2 separate regions of the Homo sapiens genome follow, and region 2 is linked to region 1. A link is a contact called in ENCODE Hi-C or POLR2A ChIA-PET data. All regions are on one chromosome and are shown on one strand. Each heading gives the region's core, a stretch centred on a gene start or an enhancer-like site at or near the end of the contact. The rest is flanking DNA. Distances are from core to core; before and after follow the strand shown. Region 1 has its middle 25 kb from the start of LINC03053. Region 2 has its middle 36 kb from the start of LINC03099.

Region 1 (4,965 bases), core at 1,667-4,166:
AGCAGCTCAATGATGTCAACGAGGACCTGGTTGTCCCCATTTGCCCACTCAGCTGGCTTCCTGTCAGCCTCACGCTAAGACTGGTTTCTCTTAGTATGGTTGTGAGGTGCTCACAGCCATCCCAGAGGACACATCTAGGCAGACACAAGTCCAGAGGAAGAAAAGGGTAGGCTGGCCAGGCACGGTGGCTCACGCCTGTAATCTCAGCACATTGGGAGGCCGAGGTGGGTGGATCGATTGAGCTTAGGAGTTTGAGGCCAGTCTGGGCAACATAGTGAGACCCCCATCTCTACATAAAAAAAAAAAAATTAACTGGGCATGGTGGCACGTACCTGTAGTCCCAGCTACTCAGGAGGCTGAGGTGGGAGGATTGCTTGAGCCCAGGAGGTTGCAGTGAGCCAAGATCATGCCACTGTACTCCAGCCTGGGTGACAGAGCAAGACCCTGTCTCAAAAGAAGAAAAGAAAAGAAAAGAAAAAAAAAAAGGTAGACTAGACTCTGAGTATCTCCCTTCAGAGTGAATCAATATTTCCCAAAAGCCTCCACCCAGTAGATCCCCCACCTCATTGGTCAGGTCTGAGCCACAAGTACATTTCCAACCCAGTCCCCAGCAAAAGAAATAGACTGAGCATGCAGAGGAGTGATAGGTGTCAAAGAGTCAGTCACCATGCCCTCCACAAGCCCACAAGGGCATGCTCTCATTATAGATGACCTCCAAGAAATGCAACTCATGGGGTTTTCAGCAGATGTGACTGACAGGGTTAAATGTGGCAACAGACAGGGATCCACAATGGCTGCTCTGAGATAATGCTGGACTGTGGGTGCGGAAGGCATGCTGGGTATCCACCAACATTGAGCAGGGCTGTGAACCACGAATGGGCAGAGATCAACTTCCCCCAGGGCCACCCTGACCGATACATGGAGGCTGGCTCTTGTAGGGCAGCCTGGGACAGTGTGCATGTTGGCACACAGTCCCAGTCCTACCTGCAGAGAACATCCAGTTGAGGCAAGAGAGCCAAGTGTCAGTTTGTGGGCAATTGAGAGCAGAGAGCTGTCCAGAGGGATCAGGCCTGGAAAAGTAGGGTGGGAAGAACTAGGTTAAGTTTGAAGGGGGGCTCAATCTCAAGAAGGAACATGGAAGATGTCTTAGCTTTCTGTTGCTATAACAGAATACCTGACACTGAGTAATTTATAATGAACAGAAATTTACTTCTCACAGTTCTGGAGGCTGGAAAGTCCAAAATCAAGGCACCGGCATCTGACGAGGGCTTTCTTTCTGTGTCTTCACAGAGTGGAAGAGCAGAAAAGAGAGGAACCTACTCCTGCAAGCCCTTTTTATAACAACATAATCCATTCGTGAGAATGGAGCCCTCATGACTTACACACGTCTCATTAGGACCCACATCCCAACACTATTGCATTGGCCATTACGTTTCAACATGACTTTTGGAGGGGACAAAAATATTCAAACCATAGCAGAATAAGTTTTTTGGAGTGTTCCCCCAGAGGAATACGTTAAGACAAGGATTCCAGTGCAAATAGTGCATACATGTTTCAGTTATCTATTGCTGGGCAATGAACCACCCCAACACTTGGTGGCTTAAAACAAACAACCATTATTTGCTCACAATTTTACAACTTGAGCATCAGCTAGGGCAGCTCAAGTGGGGCTGGAAGAATTGTTTTCTAAAGAGCTAGCAAGTTGGTGCAGGCTGTTGCCTGGCAGCTTGACAGCGGCTATGCAGGCCTCTCCATGCGGTTGCCTGGACTCCCCCAACAGCACAGTGACTGGGTTCCAAGGCAGATGAAGTGGAAGCCACCATGCCTCTAAAGGTCTAGGCCTAGAACCAGCACAGCATCATGTTGCCACGTGCTATTGCTCAAAACCATCCCAGGCCCAGCCCAGATTCAAAGGAATGGAGAAAGACACTTTGTTAGTTTGCTAGGGCTGCCTTAGTAAAGTGCCACACAGACTGAGTGGCTTATTTTTTTTTTTTTTTTGACAGTGTCTTGCTCTGTCGTACAGGCTGGAGTGTAGTGGTGTGATCTCGGCTCACTGCAACCTCCGACTCCTGGGCTCAAACGATTCTCCGCCTCAGCCTCCCGAGTAGCTGGGATTACAGGCGCCCGCCATCATGCCCGGCTAATTTTTGTATTTTTAGTAGAGACGGGGTTTCACCATGTTGGCCAGGCTGGTCTCGAACTCCTGACCTCAAGTGATCCACCCACCTTAGCCTCCCAAAGTGTTGGGATTACAGGCATAAGCCACCACGCCTGGCTAATACTGAGTGACTTTAAACAATAGAAATTCATTCTTTCACAGTTCTGAAGGCCAGAAGTCTGAATCCAAGAGGTCAACAGGGTTGGTTCCTCCATGGGGGTTCTGAGGAAGAATCTGTCCCAGGCTTCTTTCCTGGCTTCTGTGGTTGCCAGCAATCCTTGGCATTCCTCGGTTTCAGCAGCATCACCTCATCTCCACCTCTGCAGTCACGTGGTATGTCTGTGCATCTGTCTCTGCCTCTTTGCATGGCCTTCTTCTCTCTTTGTGTTTGTGTGTCTCTGTGCCCACATTTCCTCTTCTAACAAGTACATTCGTCATTAGATTCAGGGCTGCTCGCCCTAATCCAGTATGACCTCATCTTAACTTGATTACATCTGCAAACAGCCTGTTTCCAAACGAAGTCATATTTACAGGTACTGGGGATTGAGACCTCAACATATCTTTTTGTGGGACACAATTCAATCCATAACAACACCCTATCTCTTAGTAGGGGGGATGACAAAGAATTTGCAACCATCGCTATTCCACCCCAATCAGAATGATCCCAGGAAAGGAAGCAAGGAAGCCAGCAGAGAAGGGAAGGAAGCCAAGAAAGCTTATGTAATCAAGGCAGCTGTTACTGTGGGCAACTGGGGCTCAATCCTACCAGGGATCTCTGGGAGACGGCGTAGAACACGCCTCAAAGTTTCCCCAACAGAAGGATGAGGCAGCTGGAGTATTTATCTGCTGATCCCCCCGTCACGGCTGCATTTCTGGCCTGCCCTGCGTGCTGAAAGAGTGCACAGCCAGCAAAACTCCCTCAGGCCGAGGCATGGGTGTTTGAGGCTACAGGCAGGCGGGTGGGGCACCAAAAGTGTCTGCTACAAAGAGCAGGTCAAGACAAGCCACCAGGAGGAGCAGAGATGTCCCCTGGCAAAATTCCAATCCCACAGGTTGAACCACTAGCGAGGGTTGCAGGGTACATGGGGCTACAGAAATGAACCCTAGGGGCCACCCCACAACCATGTAGCTAGGGAACCAAGGCAACCAAGCTCCAGGATGAGGCTTAAGGGAGCAGCTTCCCAGCCTGGGAAGACAGAGCGGGGCAGTGGGGAGCTGGGTCTGCCACAACCACATCCCCTACTGTGGGGGCTAAAGTCCAAGACTGGAGCATGGCTGGGCCTCGGCGTTCACCCTAGCAGCTTTTCCTGCCCAAAACAGTTATTCTGACCCAAGTCTCAGGAAAAAAGAGGAGGCGGGAGGCCACAGAGAAGCAGGCTGAATGTTTTTCGCTCTCTGTTTGTCACCTCCCCTTGCTCACCCCACAAACCCTCGCAGGCTCTCATGGCCTGCAAAGCCGCCTGCAGAAATCACAGCCATGAGTTTCTCATGAATGATTTTAAGTGATTCTTGCTCTGTCCATGGAGGGAAATCACTTATTGAAAATCCAGCAAAAGCCTGGCCAACTGAGGGCTGCTCTGACAGCATGGCCACTGGCGTTCAAACCACAAGGGGTCCTGGGAGAGAAAGGGGATCCTTGGGCCAAGGCAGGCATGAGCCCGAGGCCATACCCTCAGAAAATCAGGCCACTGTGCCCCCACTCTGTGCCTCGCACGCATGGTCTCATTTAATCCTTCCAACCCGTCATTCGCTGGCTCAGTCATTCGTTATGCAACGAATAATCACCCAGCACTTGCTGTATGTCACTCGCTGTTGTGGGCCCTGGGAAACTGTGGTGAACAAAACAGATTTAAAAAAAAAAAAATCCCTGCAGTCAAGAGCTTACATTTTTGTGGGAAAGAAAGGTAGCAAACAAATAAGCCAAACATGTAGTTTTATGGTAGTGAGTGGGAAGGAGAAAAGGAGACAGGGAATATAGGAGCTGGGGTTTGGGGAAAGGATGCAGTTTTCAAAAGCGTGACCAGGGACTTACTTGCTGAGAAGTTGACACTTCAACAAAGACCTTGAGCAGTGCAGGAAGGAGCCCTGCAGACAATACAGAAAGAGCAGGCCAGGGAACCGCATAACAGCAGAGGGAATAGCCAGTGCAAAGGCCCTGAGGGAGGAGTGAGCTCAGTGTATTCCAGGAACGGCAAAGCAGCCCATGTGGCTGAAAGGGAGGAAGGGAGGGGAGGTGAGTGGCCTTGAGCTCAGAGAAGGGAGGGGGCAGGAACCAGACCAGCCAGGGCCTTCCTAACACCCTTGACTTTCACTCATATAACACAGGAAGGCTCTGGAGAATTGTGTGCCAAAAGGGACAGGATCTGACTCGGGTTTCAGGGGATACCTCTGGCTGTTGTTTCCAGAACAGACTGTAAGGGGTGAGGACAAAAGGGAGGACCTCAGTGACCAGTCATTCTCCATATCCAGATTCTCAGAACCACGAATGTAGTCATAAATATGATTTTAGCAAGAAGTGTTTTTAACTTCACTACTAGCATTCTACAAAACCTACCTTCATTATTCTCATTTCAAAGATAAAGTAACAGGCCAGTTGGTGGGTACTTTGACCAGGAAAGCTCTAGTATGAATTTCCCATGAGGCCAAGGAATATGAAAACCCAAATTTCTGACTTTTTTTTTCTTGTTGCTTCCTCCTTCCTTCAGGTAAAACACACACACACACATAAACACACACACACACACACACACACACACACACACTTGTTTCATCCCCTGGTCTTTGAGTTCATGCCCAATTCCTTC
Region 2 (4,965 bases), core at 1,469-3,968, 320 kb after region 1:
AGCTATTCACTTGCCTGGAACCCATTCTTCCAAGGGTGATGTTTCAAATATTTTCGCCACTGTATAGGATAGGCAGTGGCCCATCAGAGCAGATGCCTACTTAGTGCCGAACCCTCTGCTGCGCCAGGCATTGATCCTTCTGTTGCTGGGTCATGGGGAGATAGAGGAGGGGCCCGAGCCACAAGGAGAGATATTGAAGGAGAGGCTTGGGGAAGGAGCCATTTATTATCAGTAAAAATATTTCAATATTTTAACAACTATTCCACTGTACCTGTGAATGTCAGCTCTGCATTCTCTGCATCCTCCTTGGGTTTTATTAGGGGCAGCACTGTGTTTAGCTAAAAGACTATACCCCCAGCTTCACTTGAAGCTTAGAGGTGGCTGACGACATATAAGGGCAAACCTTCAAAGAGGCTCCTTGAGCTGGGAGGATCCCTTTTGCCCTTTGCGGTTCTTCTTCCTAAACCTGTCTGCCTGGAATGATGATGGTTGGAGCTCTAGTAGCCATCTTGTCATCTTGGAGATGGAAGCTCCATGCTAATGAAAGCAAAACAGAAATATCCAAGGAGGCTGGGTCCCTGGTGACTACCATACCAACCCCAAACTGCCCACCTCTGGACTTCATTTTATCAGACATTAAACCTCAGATTTGGCTGGGTGTGGTGGCTCACGCCTGTATTCCCAGCACTTTGGGAGGCCGAGGCGGGTGGATTGCTTGAGGTCAGGAGTTCGAGACCAGCCTGGTCAACATGGTGAAACCCCGTGTCTACTAAAAATAATAATAATTAAAAAAATTAGCTAGGCATGGTAGCGCATGCCTGTAGTCCCAGCTACTCGAGAGGCTGAGGCAGGAGAATCGCTTGAACCTGGGAGGTGGAGGTTGCAGTGAGCCGAGACTGCGCCACTGCACTCCAGCCTGGGTGACAGAGCAAGACTCCTTCTCAAAAAAACAAAACAAAACAAAACAAAACAAAACCCCCCTCAGATTTGTGTAAGCCTCTGTAGTTAGGTCTCTGTTATTAGCACCTGAACTCAAGTGCTAATTCATTTCCATGCCAGTCCTCAATGCCCATGTCTCCTCAGGGCTGGTCCAGAGTCAGGGATGCAGATGGAAAAGGAAGCTTCATTTGGTGAGCACCTTCCATGGGCTCGATGTGTTTTGTCAGCTAATCCTGAAAACCATTCTGGCCATCAGTGTTGCTCTCCTCAGTTTGACAGGTGAGAAAACTGGTCTGAGAGGTTACATGGCTTGACAGTGGGGAGGAAGGAGCAACCTGCTCCACCACAACTGAGGTCCCCTTCGTGTCCCTGGAGGAGTGCCCTGGGTGACCCTCTGAGGCTGGGCATTGTTGGCTTGGACTGATCCTCATTGGCACCCAAGTGGACTTCTGTCTGTCCAGAAAATTAGGGGAGATGAGTGTCAGAAAAGAGCCTTTATAAATCTCCTGTCTTTCCTCATTCTTACTCATGAGAGAAAACTCCAGAAAACTTCAATGAGGATAGGGGCCAGAGGGTAGGGAGGAGCTGTGAGGCAGGCAGGCAGGCAGTCTTCTGCCCTTTGTGCTCAGAGAATCACAAATCCCTCGGCAGAGGAGGAGGAGGAAGGGACCCATCTCTGAGGCAGGGGCCTCTGAGGGGCCTGAGAAGGTGTTCAGGCTTTGAAGGCTTGGAGGCTGCGGTGTCCTCGGCCTGGAACACTTGTTCCCCGTGAAACCTGAAAGTCCACCTTCTCCCTGACCTCTAAGGGCAGCTGCAGCAGGAAGATAATTTTCTGGGGCAGATTTATTATCTCAAAGGTCACTAGTAAGCACCGGTGAGCCCAGCTCCTGGAAGACAGGTCCTCCCGCCGCTCTGCCTGACTCACTTCCATTTCTAGTACATTTTGAGGAGAGGGAGAATTTTCCAGAAGCCCGAATTCTTCCTTTAGATCTCCCTGAGTTCCACATTTCCAGCTTTCCTGTTCAGGGGCCAGGGCCTCTCTTTCCTCCCCCTCTCCATCTGCCCAGGAACTTGCAGAGGTGAAGCCCAGCCCCGACACCCCTGCAGAGCGCAGCCCTGACACCCCTGCAGAGCGCAGCCCCGAGCAGGAGAGAGGAGCAATGGATTTCTCAGCACTGGAGAAAGAGCGAGGCAGACGCAGGGCAGGAGCACAGGCTGGAGGCTCAGAGGACCTCCTCAGGGCCCTGGCTGCCTCTAACAGCCTCTCCCTGTCCCTGACTCCCCTCGGAAAATGTGACCGGCCAGGCCCTCCGGACAAGCCCCCGACGCGCCTCCCCCTTCACAGGCTCTCAGGCGGAGGAGATGGAAAGCAGACCCTCCCGAATGTTTAACTTCAGCGGAGATGATAATAACTTTCCCATGGACGCAACTGTATCCTTTCCCTGTGTTCCTTCGGGGATCCCGAAACTCCATACGGTTCTCATTTGCAGCTCGTTCCTGAGGAGGCCTCATTTCCTCGCCACACACCCCTGATGTGGTCAGGGTCTCCCTCCCACAGCCCGGGCGGGGGCGGGGCGCGGGTGGGGGAGGGAGCTTCCCTGAGCTTTTCTCTAACGCCTGCCCCCACCCCACTTTGCCAGCCCTGGCCTCCCCGATCCCTCCCTTAGCCTCTGCCCTTTCCCTACCACGGCCCCCAGCTCCAACACCTCAGGCCTTTCAGCTCCTGCTCTCCACGGCCAGGGACCGCGGTCAGGGCTGGGGCTGTTCCCTAGGCAGAAGTGTCCTTTCTAGAATTTTCTAGCACCCAGCCCGATGGGCATGTGGAATGACTCCAGGGGTCACCATTAGCATTGTATCCTATGTGAATGGCGCCTCCTGGAGTTATAAGACGAATGGTTCCCCTGCTAGGTCCTAAAAGGAGAGTCGCTTCCCAGCCCCTTTCCAGCCAGGAAAAGACCCCAGCGGCTTTTTCCCACACCTCAACCCCCTCTTGCCAGCCAGCTCTGCTCCTTAAGCTACTCCCACCGCACCCCTCTCATAACTTTGATTTGCAGGAAGCCAAGAGGAGTCCGAAGAGGAAAGAAAAAACAGGAGACTCTCACTTTGCCTAGCACTTTGGTTTGGTTGATATTAACACTTTCACATTTACTGTACCTTTCAAGCTTCAAAACACCCCTGTCGGGGGCTTTGGGGAGGAGGTTTGTTATCACATTTGACAAAAGAAATGAGCAAGCAGAGACCCAGAGAGCATTAGAGGAAGAGCCTGGGTCCATTAGGTCCTGTTTCTGCCCCTCCATTTCAGAGGTCAGGAGGCAGGAAAGGAGGAAACGGAAGGTGAAGTCTCCTGCTCCAGCATATGTCAGCTGTGTAACCGCGCATGAGTCACGTAACCGCTCCGTGCCTCGGTCTCTTCATCTGTAAAATGGGCACGATGATAGCATAGCTCTGGGTTAATAAAGGGGAAGTATTAAGAACAGTGCCAGGCATGAAGTAAATGCTATTACTGTTCTTGCTGCTGATATTATGAGATGTGAATGAAAGATCACGGAACTCTGCTTCTCTTTTCCTCTCAGTCCCCAGTCTCCAATACCCCAGTCAGAGAACTTGGATGACAAGTAAACCCCGTTGATGGTGCTGCTGTCTTCTCTGCATCTGGCTGTCACTTCAGATCTGGCCATCATGTTTGGTTTTCCAGGCCTGGTTCCAGTGCATTCGATCCCCCTCTCCCCGTTGCCAGCCGGCCAGGGTCCGCCTGGGCCTCAGGGGTCCCAGATTTGCCTTCTTGGTTGCCCAAGGTCTCAGTAACCCACAGAGAAGCTCAGGAGCGAGGCTTGCCCTCAAAGGCCGGCCCTTCAGGGCGGTTCTTTTGTCTCAGGCTGGACCCAAGATAAATAGATGTGATTAGGAGATCAAAGCCTTTTCCATGGGTTTGGCCTGAGGGGGCCCTTTGATCGGCCAGCCATCCCTTCACTGCCACCCACATCACCCCCACCACCCCTGTGTCCTCTCTGCTCAGAAACCCTTCCCTGCTCTCCAGCTGCCGCCTCTGCTCCCCAAGCTGGGCCAGGCAAGCCTTGCCTGGTGAAGGGTAGCTGGGTTTCCCCCCTCCAGGTTGTTTACTAAATCACCAGTTCGAAGCCGAAGCCAGCACGCTGCAGCAGGTCTGCGAAACCCAAATGGTTTCATTTTGAGCCTCAGTTGCAAAACCTGAAATCTTGATATGCTTGTAAATGATGGGCGGTGAATCACGCTCTCTGGGTATCTAATTAGATACAGGTCCTGCCCGGTCGCCTAGAACTTCACCCAGTAAAGAGAGGGATCATTACGAGCATTCTTTCTTTTTCCTTTGAAAAGAGTAGGCATTCCCGTGTAAGTGCTTATTGCGGAGAACCTGTGGAATTTTCCTTAATTGCTCAGAATGTACCCTCTGCCATTGATGGGCTCCTGTTCAGGCTGTGCAGGCAGGCAGCTAAGCCCGAAACTAGAAGGGATGTATGTTTATTACTGGGCACATTACAGGACAGGACACCTCCTTGCCATCAATACAGGCCATGGGGGTGTTGGCTGGCCTGTCCCTGGGGCTGTCGTCCCTCTGTCTTAACACCATAGTTCTCTGGGCCCTGCTCAGGGAGTTGACAATGTGCAGGGCAACTGTGTGTCTGCGAGGGGAGAATTTCCTTGTAAGAACACAGTTGTCTGGGAGATGGAGGACCGTTTCAGGAGAGAAACTCTAGCGGGGAGGGACACCCCTGCTCTGAGATTCCCTCGGGATGGGGGCAGACAAATGGGGAGCTCTGGCTGCTTTTATACTTTCATCTCCAGAATGACAGGCCTTGGGGAAACTGTTTTTCCTAATCCAAGAGGGATGGATAACCTAGGTTCATTCGTTGAACAAACATTTAGTGAGTGCCTATCATGTGCTAGGAGCTGGTCCAGGCACTGGGGATATATCAGTGAACAAGATGGATACAAGATTTCATCTCTCATGGAGTGGGAACAGGAAATGTAATCACTGAGTAAATTTTC

What was found. Hi-C counts contacts between places; a loop is a spot of excess contacts on that map. ChIA-PET counts read pairs that join two places held with the same protein, here RNA polymerase II (POLR2A). Pooled maps may share reads with other maps.
Region 2: a loop to region 1 is called in a pooled map, with 2.9 times the contacts of the local background. The contact joins two enhancer-like sites. A Hi-C loop is called at or near these places in 1 of 50 pooled maps. POLR2A ChIA-PET finds 5 or more read pairs at or near these places in 2 of 52 experiments (B cell and activated CD4-positive, alpha-beta T cell).

What each region holds. Positions count from the first base shown.
Region 1 is chrX:39,981,380-39,986,344 of GRCh38, forward strand. No RefSeq gene overlaps it. Among named protein-coding and RNA genes, the nearest start is that of LINC03053, 25 kb to the right of the region's middle. Within about 2 kb of position 2,917, at least 3 of the 41 ENCODE cell types and tissues checked have a DNase peak (open chromatin) inside an H3K27ac peak, as active enhancers do.
Region 2 is chrX:40,296,598-40,301,562 of GRCh38, forward strand. No RefSeq gene overlaps it. Among named protein-coding and RNA genes, the nearest start is that of LINC03099, 36 kb to the left of the region's middle. Within about 2 kb of position 2,719, at least 4 of the 41 ENCODE cell types and tissues checked have a DNase peak (open chromatin) inside an H3K27ac peak, as active enhancers do.